Linked DNA regions of Homo sapiens: region 2 is linked to region 1. A link is a loop called in an ENCODE intact Hi-C map of the cell type or tissue named here. Cell type or tissue: PC-3. All regions are shown on one strand. Links, peaks and the distances in the headings refer to the core of each region. The heading gives the core; the rest is flanking DNA.

Region 1 (12,923 bases), core at 2,078-10,077:
CCATTGCACTCGGCTGGGGTTTCGTTTTAATGGCTCAGTAAACTGTGATCTGGTACAAAAGGATGGGATTAATGGGCTCTTTTGCTGCAAATGGTACTAAGCTCTTCCAGCTTTATACTCTGCACCTTTTATCTTCGTGGCGATATTTAAGCTTTTAAGGACGTTGCTGGGAGTGACGACTCCATTGGATCCAATCTCAGGAACAGTAAATGGCCTTCAACTCTTTTTAAAAAAGATGCATTGCAGGAGTGAACTGCTGCAAACTGCTGCAAACTCCATGGAGGAGTGACCTTTAAAATGGGGGGTGGGGGGATAGTTTGCTGCTGGCTTTTCATTCCCTGTAGCCACCTAAGCTGTTGGGGAATGGACATGGGAAACACACTAGCTAAAGGGCCCATTTGTTACAAACTGAGTTTTGGTCATTTTTTCTTATTTATATACTTATTTGTTTTTATCTGAGCACATAAATCTATATTTGAATGCTGCAAATCACCCTTTGTTACACTCTTCTTAGTAGACACATATGTATTTAGGGTACAGCTGAGTACAGTACATTTGAGGTTTTGCAAATGATAAATTCTGCCATCTCCATATTCTTGGATAAAACTAGAAATACACAGGCTTTTGTATACGAACAGCAGAAGCTGATGACTCTATTCACATATAGCTATGTTGGATATGTTGGAGGCCTGGAGCAATTTGGCCACAGAGAGTTGTTTTTAGGATTGGAAGAACACTCAGCCCCCAAACTAGATAATGTGACATGTTCTATTTTTAATGAGTTTATTTTCTTGTTTCAGCTTGGAGGTGTTAGTTCATCGTTTTGATTCTTGACAAAAGGATTCTGCTTAGACTCTCAGCTCCCTGGTGGGTTGGAGTTTCACAAAAACATCTGCGCTAAAGCAAAGGGGATTCATACTATCCTAGACAGTGTTCACTTGAAGGTTTCCCAGAAGCATCTGTAGCTGGAAGAGTCCCTGTCAGTCTCTACTCCCTAGCTGTAGATGGGCCCACAGCCCTGCTGCCTAGGGAAAAGTTGACAGTTATTAAAAAAAAAAAACAGCCCTTTTCTGTCATATTCACTTCAGTAAAGGACCAAGTCTGCTATTGCAAATGGGCTGTATCCAGTGCACAGGTATTCTGGTATCTCCTACAGCACATAGTCACTATTGCTAAACATTTTGGGTAGTTAGAGTCAGTAGTCCCAAAGATTGGCCATAAGGGCCAAATAAGATTGGAATTCTGATTATGGTAGAAAATCCTTTTTAATGTATTATAATTCATAAGAAATAGACTTCAGAAGAGAATTGATTTCAGAGCTGTATTCCTGCTCATTTCTTCCATCCTTTCTGTTCATTTTTCATTTCCTACAGACAATCAATTAGTAAATGTAGGATACGTGTGTACCTCAGTGACCCAAGTTGCTAGGGATACATCAAGTGCTTCAGCCCATAGCAGCCAAGGGAGGTTTGGGGTGTCTCTACAGCTCTTGACTTTTCAACTTCAATTATAAATCCATTTGGTCAAGTTGTGGTTTGAACTGTGTGTGTCCCCTGTGATGCACTTTTGGTAAACAGCTGCAGTACAGAAGCAGCTGGGCTTATTTGTTACCATCTCTACTAAGCCGCCATATAACTGCATGGGGACGGTGATACAGCAAGTGAAAACGGGTAGAGTTTTACAGCATAGGGTCTTAGATTCATGATGAGAAATGACACTGAACAAATGACTATTTTTGACTTTAAATAGAAGAGATTAAAAGACTTTCAGATCTGTTCTCCTAGGTTTTTGTTCATACATCTTCATTTTTGCGATTTCTCCGGATTTGGAGTCTGTTTTGAAGGGGAAAGTTGGCCCATCCAGAAAGCACCGGATCATATTTTCCATTCTGTATGCATTTTGCTATCTGCCTTGTTTATGTGAACATTAAAATAAATAAAACCTTACAATCTAAACTTTGCTTTTACTAAATAAATGAACACAGCAGTTATTAATTGAATTCAGTCAGCTTTCAAATAGAATCATTACTTTATTACAGTATAAACACAGTGGAAAGAAATCAGACACCCTAGCACAGTGCATGTTTTGCTAGGAATTTAACAAATATGTTGGCCTCAATGTGAACAAGTTATATATTTTTTTCAGACTTGAGGCTTGTTAACTCTTTCAGGCCACTTGCTGCTAGGCAACCAATACCCTGCTGGCTTGAGTCCATGGTTTTAAAAATTATCAGTTTCCTGCCAGACTGACTTGAGGACTTTTGAAAAAGTAAATTTTGAATGCATGCTGCGCTTTTTAGGCAAATCTTTATTAAATGTCTTCTCTGGCAAAGATAGTACTAGAAATATACTGAGAAGTGGGAGAAAGGGTGGCCCCTTCCTTCCAAGATTTTATAATCTTTTGATATCAAGCACACACACACACACACACACACACACACACACACACACACACACACAGCTAAGGCAGTTCACAACAATGGACCAGGGTGAATGCTGTGGACTGCAGTTGCTCTAGAGTAATACAGGGAAAGGATGTCTTATCTGTGGACTCATGCAGCCAACAAAGGAGCTGTGGAAAAAATAGAGGAGTTTGAACTGGACTAAGTAGAAATGGGGGTATATTTTAGGCACAAGGGACAGGGATTCAGGATGCTGTCAAAGTGAGGCAAATAGTTGTTGAGGGCCTCTTATTTGCTAAGTGCTAGGGACAGAGTGAGGAATGAGCCAGGCATCATCTGGCCTTTAATGGAGCTTTTTAGTATGAACACAATTATTTTCATTCTTTTTTACTGGCTAACTTATGTGCAAATTTCTGTAAGTAAGTTGAGAACCCATTTGAACTGCTCAAATAAAAAAAGGAGATTATATTGGAAGAGTCCATGATTACAGCCTGCCCCTAGATCTTGTGGTAGGATTCAACAACTGAAAGTTTGAGAACCCAAGATTACTTGTTTCATCATCTTGGGTCATATAAACTTTTGTTGCTGCTTCAAAGACCACTTCAAGCTTATCTCTTCTCCACACTAAACACACACACACAGAGAGACACACACACACACACACACACACACACACAGAGTTTTCCTCTTCTGCTTTCACACACTTGTAGTCACATCAGCTTCCACTTTAAAACTACTTCCTAGTTTGAGGATCCAACAGAGATTGACTTGAATTCCTGTGTCCTGATGCCAAAGTCACCCAGCTTTGGTCAGTTGTCCATTCTTATCCAATCAGTGATGCCTATTTGGGCAAGTTGTATGACTTTGAGAAGAGAACAAGAGAAATAAATGATTGTCATTTCAAGTACAGTCAGTCATTGTTGAGAGAAAGAGCAAATCCCAAGCAGGGGCTTAATATCTGACCTGAACACATGTGTTTGGTAAACAGTAGTGAGACTTGTATCACTGAAAACCAGGCTTTCCATGGAGGGGCATGGTGAGAATGAAAACTGGAAAGATATGGTGGGTCTATATTTTAGGACGTCATTTTAAGTGTGGAAAAGGGAAGTCTTCATGTCTCATTGATATTGAGGCACATTCTGACTGGCTAAGTTGCAGAGAAACTGTAGACAAAATTCTTGTCATCAGTGAGGAGGTGTGGGACTGGAGTGAGCATTTTCTAAGATTGTTTCCCAGCCTATAGTTATTTGGTTTGAGGCTCCTGCAGATTCCTTTCTGAGAGGAACTTTGTTTATTACTCTTTTGCTGTAGGGATTATGCTGCCCTCTGGGGATTGGGAGATTCCTGGGATGTGAGGGCACCCCTGGGTGGGGTCTTTTTCTTTCTGAGAGCACCGCGATAACATCTTCCTGCAAGAGGAGTGTGTCCCTCAAAGGCCGAAATGGAAAAGATTCAAAAATCTCTAACTCTCACCTCTCTAGATATAATGCAATACACATATAGAATATACATGCCCTTTTTCTTGGAGAAAATTTCCAAAAATAAGATATATATTTTTGTGTAATGCCTATTGCTTACTTTAAAATATTTAAATTATTTAATTTTAAAATTTATAAATTATGTATTTATTAAAATTTAATATATAAATTAAAATATTTGCTCAGTCTGGAGGATTCAGGAAAGCACACAAATTTGGCATATTACAAAGTACATGTAACCCTAAACATCCAAAGAAGATCAAATTGGTATTTTATTGTATTCTTTTTCAATGTTTTATGCATGTATGTTATACAAAATAAAATGATTACAATACTATACATACAGTTTTGTATCCATTTTGTCTTAGTGAACATTTCTCCATGTCATTAAATATTCCTGGTAGCTATATAGTTTTACTGTAATATATTTTAATATTTACTAATTTAGGGGAATTTAATTGTCCTAAATAATTATTCCGATAAATAGCTTTATATGTAAATATTTGATCACATCTTTATTTCTTTAGTCCAGCTTTCAAGGCTTGAAATTATTAGGGAAAATGATGTGAAATTTTAAGGTCTTGTTATATAGTTCCAATTTATATAGACCCCCAGTCTATGGTAGCGGCTGACTACCTCATCCTTGCTGGTACTAAGTAATAGCATGGCTTGTAGTTTATATCAGCTTGGTAGGTGGAACGCTTCTCCATGGTAAAGACCATGGCATTTTCTCCTTTAATGGTGTTCAGCACATATCAGGCACACTATGCAAGTTTGTTAAATAAATCATAGTCAAAGGAGAAGGTGGTAAGATCTATTACGAAGACATGTTTTTTTGTTCTAAGTCTGTGGGGAATTCAAGAAGAAATTAGTTTAAGCTTGTGTAGGAGGATGCAGTAGAGAGGTGGGATTGAGAAGCGAAGGGCCAGTGAACAATGATACTGTTAAATGCATTGAAACTTCAAATAAGCAAATGGGGCCAAGGAGAGAAACTTGTTAAAAATGAAGTGTGGTCTATTTCATGGAGCACAGCATAGGTGACTGCAGAGTAGATCATGGATTGTTTCAATGTAAAAACCAGTGGGTTGAACCCTAGAGCCCAGTTGGATGGGTCTATGGATGGGTCTATGGAGCACAGTTGGATGGGCCTCCGACTAAGTGTGAACTGTGCAGGGAGATTAGGTTGTAACAATAAAAGTTACAGTTCTACATTCATTTATTCATTCTTTCATTCATCCATTTAACACATTGTTTTTGAATTTGGCCTGTTTCTGTAGTGACGATGGAGCTATGAAGATAGTACTAGAGCTTTCATTTGGGTGGTTTGTTCAAATGCGTTAGGTCGGTTGGTGCAAGGTTTGTACTCTGGCCCTAAATAAATCATCTTGGCTTTCTAAGAGGTGACTGAATAAGACTCACTTACTCTGCTCTGGCCATATAGGCTTAGTTGTTGTATTTTTGTTTTTGTTTTTCTTTCTTGAGACTGAGTCTTGCTTTGTCGCCCAGGCTGGAGTGCAGTGGCGTGATCTCAGCTCACTACAACCTCTGCCTCCCGGATTCAAGCAATTCTTTCTGCCTCAGCCTCCCAAGTAGCTGGGATTACAGGAGCCCGCCACACCACACCCTACTAATTTTTGTATTTTCAGTAGAAGTGGGGTTTTGCCACGTTGGCCAGGTTGGTCTTGAACTCCTGATCTCAAGGGATGTGCCCACCTCGGCCTCCCAAAGTGCTGGGATTACAGGTGTGAGCCACCGTGCCCAGCCCCTTGTTTTAAAAATATACTAGGCATGCTCCTACATTAGAGCCTTTGCACTGGTTGTTTGTTCAACATGGAATGGGCTTTTCTTAGATGTCTATTGGACCAAATCCTTCATCTCATTCAAGTCTTTGCTTATCGCTCACAATGTCAATGAGGCCCACATTGATCATCCTATTTAATACCACAACCTACCTCCCACTCTGGCACTCCTTGTTCTCCTTATTCTGCTCACATTTTTCTTTTTTCATCAAATTATACCATACTTTTAATTATGCTACATAATTTACTTATATGTTATGCTGATTGCATACTGTCTGTTTTCTCCCACTTCATGAAAGCAAGAATCTTTGTTTGGGTCATGCTGTGTCACTGAACCCTAAAGGAGTGTCTTAAACACAGTAGTGCATTATTATATTTTTGTGGAATGAATAACTCATCATGTGCTTGGCAGGCAACATTAAAGAGGATCTTCAGATTTTTCAGAAGAGCAAGGGAGAACTCCCCTCACCTGCTGAGCTGTTGGCTGTGGACTCCAGATCAAAGTCTGAGGAACCACTCACCTCCATTTCTTGGCAGTGGAGAGTGAGATCAACAAGAGAGATAGGAGAAAATCATGGGGAGACTTTGAGTTTAGAGGGTCCTGGGCAGCTCTCTCACAATAACAGTAAGGTAGGGAAGCATCTCAGAGCTCTTTATGCAAAGGCCCTCATCCAAAAATCGAGACCAGATTTCCATGACCATTGCTGTTGCTGTTCTTACTACATCTGAGCTCTTCCATGCCCTCTTTTCCCTTTGATCAGTGGTGTCAGAAAGCAGATGCATACTAACATTTACCAATTGTAGGACATGTCCCACAACGAAGCTCATTCTGCCTTCAACACCAGAGCAAGAGGGAATTATGGGAAGAATATTCACCAGGGTAGACTTTTGGGGAAGTGATGCTGAAGCCTCAGTATTAAAAACTTGGAGCAGTGGGGGATGTGGATGGGCTTTCTGAAAAAGTTTTGAATTTATTAGTGAACCTGTTACTCATCCCTTTTGGGGTGTGGGTAATGGAGTGGAGGGAGAGCCACAGCTGCTTTGTGCTGAGTCATACGCTTGTGTTTGTACTTTGCCTTGCATAGAGGAATCCAAGGTTGCTTCACAATGACTTGGTTAAAATTAGCACTGTCAGAGAGCTCCGTAAAGAGTCTTGTGAAAAGTCTTCCAAAATAAATCAACCTTCCTGTTGGGGTTGAGTCATCCCCTTCTTTCTTCAACTGGAAATGATTTTAATGGGAAGGTAAGCCAGTAAGATCTTTTTGGTTGCCGATTTTGAAGGTATCATTGTGATAACACAGGGTGGTAAGGCAGAAAGTGTCAGACAGTGGTAGGGGGTCAAATGTTGGCTGTGGCGTAACTTGCTGTGTGACCTTGCATGAGTATCATAACTTTTCAGAGTTTCAAGTGTCCCAAAAGTAAAAAGTGGGGCTACCAACATCTGCTTTGCCGAGAGACAATAGATGTGTAATTAAGTGGAGCAATGTATATGAAGCATACTTCTTGGCACATAAAGTCCCTCAACAAATGGGAACAGAAATGATATTGATCACTGCTTTCCACATATTCTTCAAACTAACATGTCTCAAAGCAAGCTTATCACTCTCTGCCCTGCTGTTTTCATTGAGACCTGCTGCTACTTGAATTCATTGTAGCTCTCAGGAAACCATCATTCACCCAGGCATATTGATATATTGATGGCTGATCACTTCTCAATTACCACTACCAGGACTTTAATTCTGCCCTTCACCACTTCATACATAGAATATTTTACCAGGTTTTTTTTTTTTTTTTTAACTTTCCCCCTACCTCAAACACCTGGGAGTTCACCTACTAGGGTGGTCCCTTGGTTAGGATGTCCCTTACGGTTTCCTTCCTATTCTGCTTACTGTGTGGCAGTTGAGTGAGCATAGCATACTACTGTATGTCATTCAGGGTTATGGACTCAGTTACTCAATTCTGCACCCCAACCCCTTGACACAGGGAAGCACAGTATAGGTGCTCTATAAAGACTGGCTAGAATTGAAGTATATGGGAAGCTGTGACCAAGACGTCCTAAAGGCATATTAAATAGTGGTTGTCACCATCTAAAATTACCTTATTTATTTCATTATTTGCATATCTATATGTCCTTGCTGCCTTCATTATTGTCCATTTTACTCCTGTATCATGTCACAAGAGGTAGATGTCCAGACAGCTCATCATTCCTCAAGTCATACCTCTAAGAGAGCAGGAACTGTATCTTTCCTATTCATGGTTATGTCTCCAGACCAGAGCCTGGTGCTTCTAGTGGCCATCTTTTCCAACTGTGGGAAAAACCTGTCTGACAATAGAGCCAACACAGAGAAAAGCAAAGCTGAGAGATGGAGAAAAAAGGCAGAGTGCTGCTGATATTGTTCAAACCATAAGATCCTGGCATGCCTGAAGTGAACATACCCCCTTGGACATCCCATATGTGAGCCAATAAATTCCCATCATTGCTAAAGCTAATTTGAGTGGGGTTTCTGCCATTTGCAATAAAAAGCAAACTGACTAATACATCCTCTCCTCAGTACCTCATAAAGCTTCATGAAAATCAAAAGGAACTTTCCATTTGCAACAAGTTATTCATTCTAGTATCAAAGTTTCAACATGGTTATCCTTTCCTGCCTTACTCAATTCAGGAATGCACCAATAATGATGCCACTAGAGAGAGATTTCCTTGGTAATGGGCTGAAGAGCACCTGATGTGGTGGTAAGGGTTGCTCCTTTAAATAAAGGAATAAGCATTTGAGCTAACACATGGATGATGAGAAGCAGCCATACATATGCTTATCTAGAGGAAAAGCATTCTAAGTAGAGGAAACAGCAAGCACAGAGGCCCAGAGACAGGAAAGAAGAAGCTGATTGTTGGTTTAAGAACTCCACAGAAGGTTCATGTGGCTGGATCTTTGTGAAAGAGGAGGAGACATATAGGAATGGAGAAGAAGCCAAGGGCCATGTGCACTTTTCAGGAGAATGCATGAATTCAAGATTGTCTGACTTGGGACAGGAGTCAAATGGGCGGCAACAAGGGCAGCAAAGAAGGCCTGCATTCATTCAGTGAAAATGCAGGGTGGCTTGCCTGGCACTGTTTCACGCAGTGTAGCTGTACAAGATGGTGTCTGCAGGGTTGTACCAGCAAATCAATTGCTGTACTACCAACCTAGAAAAGTCAGTGAATCATCCTTATATTTTGATCATATAGTTAAATATATTCCGTTTGATCCTTTAGTAAGTTAGTGGAGCTGAAAATAAATGGATTAGGTTGGAGAAATAAGTTAACCTCTCACATTCATCAGAGCTTAATTTAGTGATTGCCTCCTTATTGCCCTAGATGGGCCAGTAGTATGACCCATCTCACTGTGAGTACCTTACTCTGAGAATTTTGCTCAGTTTCCAAAAGGCAGCACCATAGATATGAACACACAATGTTAATAAGCTGGTATTATGAAGCACATCATACTGCAAAAATTCTGATGGTTTCATAGAATGTGAATATAGTAGATAGAAATGTATTTTTATTTCAAAGTCCTGGGACATTATGCTTGCAAAATACCTTGAAATCGTGTTTATTCTCTAGCATTCATAGCATCCCTAAATCATTAATATGCACATGTTCCAAATAAGGAAACTGTCTGTCATATAGGAATATTTTGTAATGCAATTTAATTCATCTCATTTCAACAAATATATATGGACTGTTTGATGTGGATTTATGGTGTTGAAAGTAGACTGCTTTTTGTAAGGAGAATGAATGGATGCAGGCTAGAGATGAAGCGGGGCATCTTACAAAGAAATGTTTCTAGTACCATGGGTTAAGTGAAATTCTACCATGAACTACGAAAGTGACAGTGGAAATGAGGAATAGGCAAATACAGATATTTAAAAGCAAAACCATCAGGGCTTGGTGACAGATTAGAGGTGAAGAAATAGAGAAGGACAGGAATCAAGTATATGTCTATGAAGTCAACTGGAAATATTGTGGTGTTCTTGATAGAAGTGGGAATTCTTGAGGAACTCTAGTTTGGGAAGATGATGTCTAGTGGACAATTGGAAGGCAGGCCTAGAGCTGAGCAGCAAATTAAGTCCTGAAGATGGACATTTTTAGATCACCCCCCTAAAGATGATGACTAAAGCTATGGAAATGGATAAGCTCATCCAGTAGGTCAATGTAGAGAGAGACTCCCCACAGATTGAGGCGTGCAGAGCCCTATGCAGGCCACCTTGACATAACTCACCATACCTTTCCCCATGAGTGTGATTGGCACCCTTGGGGCCATTTTGATTTCGGATATAAGCCTTGTGCTATAGAATAGGAAAATTTATGAAGACATTCAAATTCTGCCATTGAAAGCCAGTGTGGTATCTGGATAATGGACATGTTATTTTGAGAAAAAACATTGCTTACACTCAGGATATTAGTTAGAAATCCCCAATTTAGTTTCATTTTTTTTGTGTGAGAAAATATGGCAGTGGAAACATTTTCAGAAATGGGAAGTCATTTCTTAGAGAGATTTATTTGGAGCATAGCCAGTAGCAAAATCAGCTATTGACACCTTAAGCTACAGACTTAAGATGAAAAACAATGATAGAGAGGTCGTTTTTTTTGTTGTTGTTGTTTTGTTGTTTTTTTTTTTTTTTTTGAGTTCCATAAGGAGAACATGATTAGCCTATTCTTCTGATTGTTTTATGTTTGCGAGTTCTGTCTCCTCAGTTAATTTTCATCTTTTCTGAAGCATGGGTTCTACCTCATAATTTTTGGATCTCCCTGCAGTGCCTAGCACAGTGCAGAACTAGTGTATCACACACTCAGATATCTCTTGTGGAAAAAAATACATCACAACAAGTAGAATTACAAGGTTAGATTCAAAGGTCCTTGAAATGCAGTCAAGTCTGTTCTCACGCCTCTGTGCAGGATAGCAATCAAGCTGCCCCATAATATTGACTGTCTTCTTGTAAATCACAAGATATGTTTCTTAGGCTGAGGCAAAAAGGACAAGTAGAGAAACCATAGTTTCATGGGCTCTTTACAGCTGGAAGTCAGAAATACCACGAAAGTTGGAAGTAATAGTGACAGGAAAGGGTACATGTAGGACTCACACTAAGGAACTTGGTAGCATTTCTTATAATACCTATTCAATCAACATTGTCAGTAACACGGTCAGGGCTACATTGGAGTAAGAATTAATACTATTAAAAGAAATAATAAATATGCAAATAACCTGAAAAATATCCGTAGTATTTACCACCTGAATTCACACAGTGAAATGAAGCCTTTACACACTTTGGAGTTCACATTGCACAACTTCTGCATGGTGGTAGTGATGAGTGCATGAATGTTCTAACCCAATTCGTTTTCTATGACCTCTTAATTCCCTCTAGGAACTTTTGTGAAAAAAATGTCATGCTCAGTAGAGATTGCTTTTGATGTAAGTAATACTTAGTGGTTTGGTAGGTAAATATTAGCTAATTTTTGAGTGCTAACTATGTACCTGGCACCAGACTGAGACTTTTACATAGATTATTTTATTTAATGCTGATAATGGCCCTCTGAAGTAGGTTTTATCATTTGTATTTTTATAGATAAGAAAGTAAAGGCTTAGAGAGGCCATGTAATTTGTCTGAGGGTATACATGAAGTAAGTGGCAGAGCTAGTGGTCAGCTAAACCTAAAATCCATGCTCTTAAGAGAACTAGGCTAAACTGCTTACATAATATATTAACTACATTAAAATTGATACCAGTTCTTTTGTGCATAGTTGGCCGAGTTCATAGAGACTTGCCAAGAACTGTTGAAACCTTTATCTACAGAGATAAGGTAGACAGTAGAGAAGACCAGGAGCACTTGGACCATATTTCCCAGCAGTTACTCTCACCTCGCTCGTCCAGTCCTTTCTCTATCATTACAACATTGAACACTAGTAATACAACTCTGTGGCAGAGTTGATAGCACATCAGTTATCCCCATTTACCTTCTGTGTGATAGCATTTCATGGTATTATATGAAATTATCTAAAGGATGATATGATTTGATGTTGCTAAAGTGAAGAAAACCACCAAAGGTAGACTTGTTCTCATTTAAGAAAAAGCCTCCATAGGTTAACTTGAATAATCTTCAGCTTGTCTTGTGGGACCATGTCAAATTAATTTCAGCTGATGCTGTATAGGAAGGAACAACCTTTATCATCATCATTATCATAAATTCATACCAGTCATTATTCCATTCATAGTATATGCCAGGTGAGTTATGTTCATTATTTTAATCAATCTTACGAAAAAAACTCTCTAAAAACAGGGATTTTTATGCTGACTTCATAAAAGAGGAAATAGATACTCTGAGAGATTGACAGTCCCATGATCATATAGCTAATTAGTGACAGTCATATGATTTAAATGAGTTATGCTTGACTTCAAACCTGTTTTTTCTATTACTATTATTATTTAACTATGATCACAAAATAATTTAAACATACAGTGTTGGTGCAGAAATATTACCTACTCTCACTTGCCTGCTGACAAGATAAACAAATGTCATTTGGCCTACTTTGCCTCAAATCTACTCTCCCCTCTTCTTAATTTTTAAAAAATTTTTATTTTGAAATAACTATAAATTCACAGAAGATTGCAAACAAATACACAGAAAAGTCCTATACAACATTCCCCAGCCTCCTCCAGTATTAGCATATAACATAATTATAGTACAATATCAAAACCATTGGTAAAATCTTTAGAGCTTTCCCAGATTTCACCAGTTAAACATGAGCCCCTTTGTGTTTTTCTGTGTGTTGTTTTATGTAATTTTATCATATGTGTTGTCTCATGTAACCACCGTGACAGTTAACATACTCCACTATACAGAAGACTGTTCTGTGCTACTCCTTTACAGCCATATTCATCTCCTCTCTCTTCTCCCTAATCCCTGGCAACTAAGTTGTCCTACATATCTACAATTATTATTTCACAAGTACTAGATAAAAGAAATTATATAGTATGTAACCTTTTGAAATTGACCTTTTTAACTCAGCAACAATTTCCTTCAGATGTATCCAAGTTGTTGCATGCAGTTGTGTCGGTTTACCCATTGAAAGACGTTTGAATAATTTACAATTTACAAAATTTATTTATTTTTCTAGGATAAATGCCCAAGAGTGCAGTTGTTGAGTCGTATGATAAGTTCATATTTAGTTTTGAAAGGCACTGCCAAACTATTTTTCTGAGTTTTTGT
Region 2 (12,923 bases), core at 3,322-11,321, 51 kb before region 1:
GCAGTGGTGCAATCTCGGTTCACTACAACCTCCGCCTCCCGGGTTCAAGCGATTCTTCTGCCTCAAACTCCTGAGTACTTTGTACTACAGGCATGTGCCACCATGCCCGGCTAATTTTTGTATTTTTAGTAAAGATGAGGTTTTGCCATGTTGGCCAGACTGATCTCAAACTCCTGGGCTCAAGTGATCTGCCCGCCTTGGCCTGCCAAAGTCCTGTGATTACAGGTGTGAGCCACTGTGCCCACCCTACCTTGCTTCTTCTTAAAAAACAAAGCAAAACAAAACCATAAACAAAATGCTGAGGTTTCTTCTAGCACTGGTCTTTATTGCTCACTAGTCAAAGCTCCTCATTTTTTGCAATTTTGGTAAGAATACTTACCATGAGACCTTTCTTTTTAAACACATTTTAAGTGCATTCTACTGTATTGATAACTATAGGCAAAATGTCGTATAACTATAGGCAAAATGTTAAACAGATCTCTAGAACTTAATCATCTTTCATAACTGAAACTTTATACCAGTCGAATGCTGAACACTATCCCATTGTACGTCTACACCAAGTTTTCTGTATTCATTCATTTATCAATGGGCATTTTGGTTGTTTCCATATCTTGGCTGTTGTGAATAATACTATAATGAACATGTGAATCCAAATATCTTTTCAAGATCCTGATTTTAATTCTTTTGTGTAAATACTCAAAAATGGTATTGCTAGATCATATGGTAGTTCTATTTTTAATTTTCTAAGGAACCTCAATACTGATTTCCATAGCAGCTGCCCCATTTTACGTTCCTACCAACAGTGTATATAGGTTCCAATTTCTCAGCATTCTCACTAACACCTGGTAGTTTTTGTTTTGTTTTGATAGTAGCCATCCTAACAGGTATGGGATGATCTCTCACTGTGGTCTTGATTTACATTTCCCCAGAAATAAACTCATATATATATATATATATAAGATCAACTTATCTTTGATAAGGGTGCCAAGAATACACAATGGGGAAAGAATAGCCTCTTCTATGAATGGTGCTGGAAATACTGGATAGCCACATGCAAAAGAATAAAATTAGACCCCGTCTCCCACCACTTGCAAAAATCAACTACAAAAAGAGTCTTAAATGTAAAATATGAAACTGTAAAACTCCCAGAAGATAACATGGGGAAAATGCCTCTTGACATTGATCTTGGCAATGATTTCTTAGATATTACACTAAAAGTACAGGCTACAAAAGCAGAAATAAACAAGTGGGATTGCATCGAAGTAAAAAGCATCTGTACAGCAAAGGAAATAATAGAGTGAAAAGGCAACGTACAGAATGAGAGAAAATATTTGCAAACTATATATCTGATACGAGGTTAATATCCAAAATATGTAGAGAACTCCTACAACTGAATAGCAAAAAACAAATATTGCCATTTAAAAATTGGTAAATTGCTTAAATAGACATTTCTCCAAAGAAAAAGACATACGAATGGCCAACAGGCATATGAAAAGATGTTCACCATCACTAATCAACAGGGAAAGGCAAATCAAATCCCATTTTAGAGATGGAGAAATTGAGGGTCAAAGAAGAATGTTATTTGCCCAAAGACTCTAAACTATCTGGTGGCAGAGCCTGGATGAGAACCTTGGCCTTCTGATTCCTTGGGCGTACTTTTCCCACTCCAGTTTGTGCTGATGACTGCTCTGCCACTAAATCATGTGTATTAAAGTTTCTCTTCTACCAGTCTGTGAGGGCATGGATTCTATCATATTTAGCTGAAATGATTATTTCTTCAGCCTTTCTTGTGCAACTTCCTCTATGAATCCCTGAGTCTGCATGCAGAAATGCGTTACTGAAATGCAGAAGCCGTTTTCCCCCACTAGTAATAATCTGTTCCTCATTCAAATACACACCTTCTGAGCTGGGGTTTTGTCCTCTTTTGTTTTCTTTAACATAGATGTGTCCTGACTATGTGGAGGGACTGGAAAAGGAAAATAACGTTTCACAGGAGAAGGGCTGAGAATATTGTTAAAGCACAGACAATGGTGGAGCTTGAAATCAGAGAAAAAAAATACAGTATAATGGCTCCCTGTCCCTTGTAGCATTCCATCTTTCAGCTCTCACCATATTCCAAGCACAACTACGTCCCTTAACAAAATCATATCCCTGAATCCTGATGATACCCAACAACTCAGATAAATTTCCCAGACCTGTTCCCAACCTCTCTCTGGTCACACCTGCATTCCTGACCTTAACGACCTTCTCCCAACCTTGATTATATCCTTCAACCATAAAAAGCCACTTGAGCTGAGGCCATTCTACCACATTAATCATGTCCTCCGCTGTTAGTTATACTTCTATCCTCATGCTCGCTAAAGTGGCCACACAGCAATAGTATTTAACACACCCTTTCTGACTCTTCTTCCAAGCCTTGTCAAACTGCTTGGCTCTGATCAGATGTCCAGTGTGATCCTTGATTCTGAACACCAACTGGTGACTGATTCTGGGAGCCAGATTAAGGCAGGCGGTAAGAGCAAAGGAATTGGATGAACCAAGAGATATGTGGGAGAGAGAGAGAAATAAGATGTGAGAAAAAGGGTAAGGGGACTGAGTATGAGAAGGGCTTCATGGCATGGCCACCAAGTCTAGAATTAAATGTCTTTTGCTTGTGGGTGGGTATTGAGAATGAGTTTAATAAGGTAGGCTGGTTCCCAATTTTTACCTCTCTGTGAACTGTGGTCCAAATGGGCTGGGCTGTTGGACTGTATCACCTGAGCCTGATGGAGCAGGCTGATTGAGCATTTTCTGGAACGCTGTGTGGGTGAATGATGATGTACAGAATATGTCCTATCCATCCTCATTTCTTCCCATTCACTCCTAGCATGTTGGTATATACCTGACATATCATGGTTGCTCAAAATAGGATCATTTCTTCAGAATAATTCTTGCATTCCTTAGTATGGCATATAGAGCCCTGATTCTCAACTGCCTCATTTCTCATCAGGATAACCCTCCTCCCTTGTGTTCGCATGTGTGTGTGTGTGTGTGTGTGTGTGTGTGTGTGTGTGTAAGCACACAATTTTGTTCCAGCTGTGTTTATCCAACGGGGCCAAGTTCTTTCACATCCTGTTGCCATTGTACCTGTTGTTTCTCTACCTAGAGTACCCTTTTCCTCTATTTTTTGCTCAGTCTTCCAGTCTTATCACAAGCACTACTTTGTCCAAAAAGCTTTTCTTATTGGCCCTAGAATCTCCTCAGATGTCCCTTTTCTGTGTTCTCATAGCATTCCACTCTTAAGGCATCATTGCCATAAGAATGAAATAAACAAAACTTGACAGTTTTGTTTCTGATTTCATCCCATATTGAACCATGAGCTTGTAGAGGGCAGGGACTGCATCTTATTTGTATTTTTCTACTCCTAGTGCTTAACCCAAGGCCTTGTACATATTAGGATTTCAATGTATGTTTCCTAATATGTGAATGGAAACCTTCCTCCTATTTATCTTCTCTGTTCTATTTGACTTTTTTGTTCACTTTCATTTTTTTGTCTGTAAACTGAATACATACATTAAGAAGTCACCAAAATGAATGGGCATCTACAAGCAAACCCTATTCATTCTTATCATCCAGAAAACAACCTGTATTTCTCCTAAACACAAATTTCTTCTATGCTTTCCTTGCCATTAATGCAAAAAAAAAAAAAAAAAAAAAACCACACTTCTGGAAGCATCCATAGTGATGACGATCATTACTATTCTCTGTATTCTCTGAAGATTATTAGAATTTATCAAGCAGCTGTTTCATGGGAAGAGTGTTAGCAATTGTATTGCATTTTGTAGCTAATTGCAGGAACAAAGTGTCAACTAATGCAAAATTTGGTTTTTAAAAGAAAACATTCTCTCCCTAATCAAGTCCTCATGGTAAAGACAACATGAAATTATTATTGATCATCACTCATGAGCCAGGAGAGAGATGAAGTAGTATATTCTTTTTGATTTCTACTTAAGAATTTGAAAGGTAGGATGCTACATGTTTCAAGGAGATTTGCAGAATCCAGTAATACAAATTCTGAAGACTGAAAATCAGGTAAGGTTTGGCTCGGGGATTAAAAGGAATGGGTAAAAAGTGCTTCTGAACATTAGAGAAGCCCAGACTGATAGAGATGGACAGACTTTTCAGAATATCTATTTTGGTGATCCTCAATTTCTCTTTTTGCTTATATCCCCTCTAAAAGGAAAAAAAACATTTTGAAAAACTACATAACTGTTCATACATCTTTATATTGAGATATATGTATATACATTTTAATCATGAGTTTAAATGGTTATGAAGGAAATAACTTTCAGCATATTGCATATTGATTATACATTTTAAGTACATTTTTATCACAGCCTTGGCATTACTCAATTAACTCATTCAGTTTATGGGAAATGTCTGCCATGTAACCTCAATAGTGAAACCAGTCCTCATTGTCAAACCAGCCTGCCAACTCAGACTGGCTTTCTGTTTGAAAGAGTCTGATTTCATTATATTCCCCTGTGACAAGCATCTCGCTACTGAATTCTAACATAAAGATAGGTAGCTAAGGTACAGAGCCTTGCCATGGTTTGTCACTTGGATGAGATAAAGGCACTGCCTCATCAATATTTCTTACCCAAACACTCTGCTTTGCTCTCCAGGGACTCTTTTTCAGGAGTCTCTGTGTCCTTGAATCCCTTCTTTGTTGTTTGGTACCCCAGAGGATCTTGCCCTCTGGTACAATGCTCCATACTAAAATTCAGGATGAGAAGTATGTCTGTCTCTCTTTTGTCAAATGGGAAAAAGGTCATTGTGGAAATTGAAATGGAAAAAAAAAGGAATATACAAATGGTAGGAAGATATACCAGGCTACTCACTCTTTGGAAAGTCAGATAACCAAATTTGCCTGCACATTGTTTACATGTACCCTAAAACTTAAAGTATAATAATAATATAAAAAAAAAAAGAAAATCTCTGATCTTATCTACTCCTCCCTTATTTTGTTGTTGGGCCAACTGATACCTCGAAAAAAGAATGGACTAATCCCAGGTACCAATGCTTGTTAACCAGTGGCAAAGCCAGTACTGGAATATAGGTATTTTCATTTCCCAACTAATGTGCTTCCTGCCTCATGGTGTCTCCTTAATCTGTCCTATATTCAAACGATTGTAATTTCTTTATCCAGTCACAGTGGGGTTTTTCTCATAGAAGAGGTCTGACCTTTACATTTCTTTACAGGGAGGTGTGTGTACATAGAGAATGCCAAGATGGTAGTTGTTTGTTTGTATGTTCTCTTACATTACTTGCAGTTGAAGCAGGTAAGGTGACTACTTAACAAGTCTTCATTCAAAAACCTGTAATTTGAGAAGCTTGCTCCATATTAGTGGAAAATGCACTTTTCATCATGGGGCCTAAATCTCTTGATGCTTATCATTTTTTTTGGAATAGTTTACTATTTACTTAATTTTGCTATTTTTGTAGATTTAGTTGTAAGGTCTCAAAGTACATAACTCTGTTTTTTACTCCATTATCTCAAAATCCTGTAAAACATTCAGTAATTTGGTCAAACTGCCTCAGTTCAGATATTGATCTGCCACCTGCTAGCAGTATGACTTTGGAGGCAGTGTTAACCTCTTGTTACTTCAGTTTCCCCCTCTGTAAAATGAGTTGTGATGATTGAATATATTATATAAATCTAATGCTTTGAAGTACCTGGTACAAACATAATAAGTCTTCAGTAAATGTTAACTATTGTTATCATCATTGTTGATTGAAACCATCAAGTAATCTAACATTAAGAACACCAGGGGCCGGGCGCGGTGGCTCGCGCCTGTAATCCCAGCACTTTGGGAGGCCGCGGCGGGCGGATCACGAGGTCAGGAGATCGAGACCATCTTGGCTAACACGGTGAAACCCCGTCTCTACTAAAAATACAAAAAATTAGCCAGGCGTGGTGGAGGGCGCCTGTGATCCCAGCTACTCGGGAGGCTGAGGCAGGAGAATGGCGTGAACCCGGGAGGTGGAGCTTGCAGTGAGCCGAGATCGCGCCACTGCACTCCAGCCTGGGCGACAGAGCGAGACTCCATCTCAAAAAAAAAAAAAACCAGGGCAGCTAGCCCATAGAGATTAAACAGGTTGGAAAGTAGATTAAATTTACACAGAGGCAAGTTATGAGGCAGAGAGAACAGACCTGCAGAAGGAAGTGGCCTGGCAGTGTTATGGACGGTCCATCAAGTCATGTCTGAAATAATGGTTTAGAACAATGCTGTCCACTGGAGCTTTCTACAATGATAGAAATGTTCTACATCCACACTTTCTGCTATGATAGCTGCTATTTGATATGATAGCCAGTTGTCACATATGGCTCTTGAGCACTTGAAATCCGGCTAATCTGAATAAAAAATGGAGTTTTTCATCGTATTTGATATTAATTAATGTACAGTTAAATTTATATGACGACATATAGTTAGTGGCTAACATTTTGGCCAGCACAGATCCAAGACTTCAGCTTTGCTTTTGTCAATTACCTTAAATCTTTGAATAGTAAACCAGCTTAAATAATTCATGAGAACAGTGACGGTAAGACTGTCTCTTCCAGCTCTGTCCATCTCTTTGTTACTCCTTCATCTCTTTTTCTCTAGCTCTGCTCCCATTTCTCACACTTCATCTGTGGTATCCTCCTTCATTACTCCATGTTTCTTTAAAGCCAGGCTCCTCAGCCAAATATATTTTGATACCTGTGCATGTATAGGTATGTTCTTACCAATTAAGGTCAGATATTCATGAGCAAGTATATGAAGACACTTATGGTGCAAAGGCCAATTTCTTAGGAATGGAATGTGATTGTGAGGAAGTTGCAAGCTGTGGCAAAAAGAAACCTTTTCCCACATTATTTTCATGTGAGGAATTACTGTCCATCAAGTTAGTATTGATTCCACTCACCTATTAAGTAGTAGATCATAGGCAAGATCATTTAAGATTTTGTAGACTGATGGCAAAAGCTCCCACTATTTACCAGAGCTATATAAAGATGACATTTCAATGCCTTCCTCATGTTATAACACACTATATTTTGAAAGCTTAAATAGTCCTTTAAGGGAAAGAGAAACACTTAATATACGTCAAGAAAACGAATTGCATTTAATGTGAAGAAGTACCGGCCAGACCACATGAAGTGAGCATCACTCATGTTGCTATCCAGGCACTGCTTTGGGCCAGTGTTCATCATGTGAACAAAGTTTCTGGACCTTCCAAAACTACCCTTCTCTACATTCCTAATATTCAGATTCAAAGAGTTCATTGTTAGTATTTTGATTATCTTAAATGTGCACTGAGTCATAGTTAATATCTTAAATGACTTGAACATTTGCTATTCTAACAGAGGCTAGTTTATAGAGCACTGTAAAACCTCTTTTTATTTATGGAATGCATCCATATTAAAATTATAACTTCAGCAGCTTTCTGTGGAGAAAATGGTGACTCTGACCTTTTATTCCATCTGACCACTGAGAAAAGGACTATAATTTCAACAATCAAATCTCAAATGTGTTATTGTGCCTATTTTCTTTTTGTAAAATGTCATTCCATCTATCATGCTAACAGCTCACCTTAATCCATTTTCAATGGGCTTTTTTGCAGAAAATTTGCACAAATATTTTAAAATTTCTCTATTTCAATAGCTTTTGGGGTACAAATGGTTTTTGGTTACATGGGTGAATTTTATAGTGGTGAAGTCTGAAACTTTAGTGCCCCCATCACCTGAGTAGTGTACATTGTACCCAATATATCATTTTTTATCTCTTGTCCCCCTTTTACCATCCCCCTTCTGAGTCTTTATAGCTCATTATATTGCTCTGTATGCCTTTGTATGCTCATAACTTAGTTTTAACTTATAAGCAAGAACATATGGTATTTGGTTTTCCATTCCTGAGTTACTTCACTTAGAATAATGGCCTCCAGCTCCATCCAAGTTGCTGCCAAAGACATTATTCTGTTCCTTTTTTATGGCTGAGTAGTATTCCATGGTGTATATATACTACATTTTCTTTATCCACTCATTGGTTGATGGACACGTAGGTTTGTTGTATGTCTTTGCAATTCACAATTTTTAAAAAATATTCTTTAAAATAGAGCTGTTGAAAGCTCTCACATGTTTCCAGCGTAAACGTATTTATTAACAATGATTTATTTGAAAGGTCAGAGGAATGTGAGCCTTGTTTCCGGTGGTCACAAGGGGCCAGGAGCATTCCCGAGTCCAGCGCATAACAAAAGTAATGCAGTGTCAGAAGACCAGACTGAAAACAGCAGTTGTCAATGAATGGACACTAATGCAATTCAGATTTTTAATTTGTTTTTCTATTAAGAGAAAGTGAGAAGTGTCCAATGAACAGTGGCTCAAAATCTAATACGCTTGGTCTTAGGCAACTCCCTCAAGCTCCATTTCCTATATAGGCCAAACTGCCACCTTCCCAGTATATTCACATTGCTGCCAGCTTAGGCTTCCTAAAACACAACATAGTGACCTTGAACTCTGATAATCTCAAACCTTCCATATTCATCAAAGTCCTTCACAATTTGCTCTTACCCTCATTCTCAACATTGCTTTTATTTTGTTCCCCTGCAGCCCCAGTGAACTGCTCTCAGTCCTGATGTCATTCCCCACACTTTTTTGCCATCTTTTGCTCACACCATTCTTCCTCCAAGGCCCTTTCTTTCCTCTGGATCTGTGACAAAAGAACTACCCATTCTTCTAATTGAAGTTCAAATCCTATCTACTCCAAGGAACCTTCTTAGAGCCCCCAGTAATACTGAAGGCCTTTCTTCTTCTTTTTTTTTTTTATTATACTTTAAGTTCTAGGGTACATGTGCACAACGTGCAGGTTTGTTACATATGTATACATGTTCCAAATGTCCATCAATGATAGACTGGATTAAGGCCTTTCTTCTTTACAGTTCTCTGGTTCTCTAACACTCTGGTGTAGTAGAAGAGCTGGGAATCAGAAATCCTGAGTTTGGATTCCAGTTCTGCCATTTTCTATGTACATGATCTTGGACAAGATAGTCAACCTCACTTTCTGAGCCTGTGCCATCAACTGGAAAATGGAGATAATAATGCCTTTCCTGCACATGTCACAGGCTTGCTGTGAAACTCAAAGGAGATAATGCATGTGAAAGCTTTCTATATACAGTGAAGTGCCATGCACATGGGGAGTATTATTGCTTTCATTATTGTTTTTCCATTGAAAAATCAGCCAAGGCTGCTTGAAGCAATTTGCTTGAATGGCACAGAAGGATGAAGTTTGTCAGTCAGTCCCTGAGCACAACCATCAAAGTGTCCCAGAAACTTCAGTATTTCAGCCTCCAAACTTTACTCTCCAGACTGCCTCTGGCACCACAAAAGAAATTGAAATCCTCAGTCTCACTATGTGTTCTGATTTAGGGTTTAAAAATTAGGGTGCCTGTAATTACAGCACTTGATTGCACTAGATATGAGTTTCATGAAAACAGGTACCGCATATGATTCATCTCTGTGTCTTCTCCATTGCTTAGCACCATGCTGATGCCAATCCATAGAATATGCTAATTCTCACAGTCTCCTTTACTGAGCTGTGATGAATGTAAGTATCTACGGATGTAATATATGTAACTGAAATCCTAGTTGTTAGATTACAAAACACGTATTGTGCCCATTTGATATGCTGTTAGACTTTTTCTCTTTCCTTTCTTTTCCTATGGAGTTGAATTCTCCTAACTTTCTTTAAATATTCAAGAATAGAAGACTTAGAACCAGAAAGAGGAGATAATGATTCAGTGAAAAGGCTGTTGAAAGGTAACAATCAGGTCACATAGTAGCTACTTGGCTGAACTGTAGAGATGAGTCTTCTGCAGGGTGGCAGTCTTGCCTGAGCCCTTGTTTCCAGGGTCAGGGGATCCTTGTAGGCTGTATTATAAAATGAATAAAATCACACCAGCCAGAGAGCTCCACTATATTTCCTGCTTATATCCTTTTAATCAACTCCTCATGTACCAAGCACCCAATAGTGAAGAGTCACAGGTAACCCAGTTCTGTTAACATTATAGTTTCCTTAGTTTCCTTTATTTTCCCCAAATTTGCTCTGTTCCTTATTATCCAATTCTGCATTCACCTGACTCCTGGCCTCTGACCCCTTGTCTTATTTTGTTTTCTGCTGCTATAACAGAATGCTGCAGACTGGGTAATTTATAAACAATAGCAATATATTTATTAGAGTTTTCTGTGCTGGGAAGTCCAAGGGCATGGTTATGTCATTTGGTAAGGGCCTTTTTGGTGTATCACAACATGGCAGAGGACATTACATGTTGAGAGGTCAAGAGTGCTTCAACTCAGATCTCTCTTCTTCTTATAAAGCTACCAGTCATATCATGGGGGCTCCACCCTGATGACCTTATCTAATCCTAATTGCCTCCCAACTATATACTGCCTACAAGAGACTCAAGTTCGCCTGTAAGAACATGCGTAGACTGAAAGTAAAGGAAGGAGAAAAGATATTTTTTGCAAATAGAAAACAAAATAGAACATGAGTAGCTAAACTCATATGATACAAGATAAACTTTAAGTCAAAAACTGTGAAAAGAGACCAGGAAGGCAATTATATAATGATAAAGGGGAATACAGAAAGAAGATACAATAATTGCAAATATACATGCACCCAACATCAGAGCATCAAACTGTATCAAGCAAAAATTAATAGACCTAAAAGGGAAGATAGACTGCAATATAATAGTAAGGGACTTAAACACCTCACTTTCAGCGATGGATAGATCATCTAGACAGAAAATCAACAAACAAACATTAGAGTTAAACCACATTCCAGATTAAATGGACCTAACAGACATTTACAGAACATTCTATTTAACAGCACCAGAATATACATTCTTAACAGCACAGGGAACATTCTCCAGGATAGGTCATATATTAGGCTGCCAAGCAAGTTTTAAAAATATTTTAAAAAACCAAAATCATATTAACTATATTTTCTGACCACAATGGAATGAAATTAGAAATCAATAACAGGAGAAGCTCTGGAAATTGTACAAATACATAGAAATTAAACAACATATTCCTGAACAACCAATGAGTCAATGAAGAAATTTAAATATTTCTTGAGACAAATGAAAATGGAAACACAACATACAAAAGCCTATGGAATACAGCAAAGGCAGCTCCAAGAGAGAATTTTATAGCAATAAATGCTTGCATTAAAAAGTAGAAATATTTGAAGTAAACAGCCTAACATTACACCTCAAGGAGCTAGAGAAACAAAAGCAAACTAAACCCAAAATGAGTAGAAGAAAAGAAATACTAAATATCAAAGCAAAACTAACAAAAAGGTCCTAAATAAATTATAAAGCTCAACAAAATTAAGAGCTTTTTGAAAAACTAAACAAAACTGACAAGGCTTCTACCTAGAAAAAAAAAATAATGAAGTAAATTATTCAGGATCTATAAGAAACTCAACTCAATAGCAAAAATAAAACTTGATTTAAAAAGTGGACAAAAGATCTAAATAGACTTTCTCAAAAGAAGACATACAAGTGGCTAGCAGGCATTTAAAAAAATGCTCGATATCGCTAATCATCACGTAAATGCAAATCAAAACTACAATGAAATATCATCTCACGCCCATTAAAATGGCTATTATGAAAAAGACAAAAAATAAAAAATGATGGTGAGGGCCCGGCACGGTGGCTCACACCTGTAATCCCAGCACTTTGGGAGGCTGAGGCAGGTGGATTGCGAGGTCAGGAGATCGAGACCATCCTGGCTAACATGGTGAAACCCCGTGTGTACTAAAAATACGAAAAAATTAGCCGGGCATGGTGGCCGGCGCCTGTAGTCCCAGCTACTCGGAAGGCTGAGGCAGGAGAATGGCGTGAACCCGGGAGGCAGAGCTTGTAGTGAGCCGAGGTCGCGCCACTGCACTCCAGCCTGGGCGACAAAGCAAGACTCTGATTCAAAAAAAAAAAAAAAAAATTCTGGTGAAGATGTGTAGAAAGGGAAATCCTTATAAACTATTGGTCGTAATGTAAATTAGTATAAGTCAACAGTATGGAAACTTCTCAAAAAAAAAAAAATAGAACTACCATATGATCCAACAATCCCATGACTAGGTATATATCCAAAGGAATTGAAATAAGCACGTTGAAGAGATATCTGCACTCCCATGTTCATTGCAGCACTATTCACAATAGACAAGATATGGAATCCACTTAAATGTCCATCAATGGATGAATAGAGAAAAATGTGATATACACACACACACACACACACACAATAGAATACTAGTGAGCCATAAAAAGATAAAATTCTGTCATTTATGACATGGATGAACCTAGAGGACATTATGTTAAGTGAAATAAGCCAGGCGCAGAAGGGCAAATATGATGTGATCTCACTTACATGTGGAATCTAAAAAAATTGATCTCATAGAAGTAGAGAGTACAACAGTGGTTACCAAGACTTGGGTAACCACTACTGGGGAGAGGTTGATCGATGGGTATGAAGTTACAGTTAGAAGTAATAAAATGTTTGTGTTCTATTGCGCAGCAGAGTGCTCAGTGAACAATAATGTATTGTATACTTCAAAATAGCGGATTTTGAGTTCATACCACAAAGAAATCACCTGTTTGAGGTGATGAACATACTATTGACCCTGATTTGACTTTTACACAATATATATGTATGTATCAAAGCATCACACTGTACCCAATACACATGTACAATTATTATATGACAAATAAAAAGAAAATATACCTTAAAAATAAAACAAAAGTAAAAAGAAATCCCACACAATGAAAAAAGTATATTTGTTTACCATATGTCTGACAAGGGACTTATGAAAAACTATTACAACTCAATTAAAAAAGACAACCAAATTTTT

Evidence for each region. Peaks named below come from ENCODE experiments on the same cell type or tissue, not always from the same donor. Only the 100,000 strongest peaks of a DNase experiment are listed, where the experiment ranks them.
Region 2: it touches region 1 in a loop (2.8-fold over the local background); 3 of 110 quality-filtered maps call a loop at or near these places.

The regions. Positions count from the first base shown.
Region 1 is chrX:138,919,391-138,932,313 of GRCh38, reverse strand. It overlaps a transcript of FGF13 not described here. Among named protein-coding and RNA genes, the nearest start is that of FGF13-AS1, 210 kb to the right of the region's middle. RefSeq lists a cis regulatory region at 6,723-6,733 and an enhancer at 6,656-6,800. In PC-3, for the core only: no CTCF peak of the experiment used is centred there; a DNase peak (open chromatin) is centred at 6,763; H3K27ac peaks cover 1,656 bases.
Region 2 is chrX:138,971,450-138,984,372 of GRCh38, reverse strand. It overlaps a transcript of FGF13 not described here. Among named protein-coding and RNA genes, the nearest start is that of FGF13-AS1, 270 kb to the right of the region's middle. In PC-3, for the core only: no CTCF peak of the experiment used is centred there; no DNase peak of the experiment used is centred there.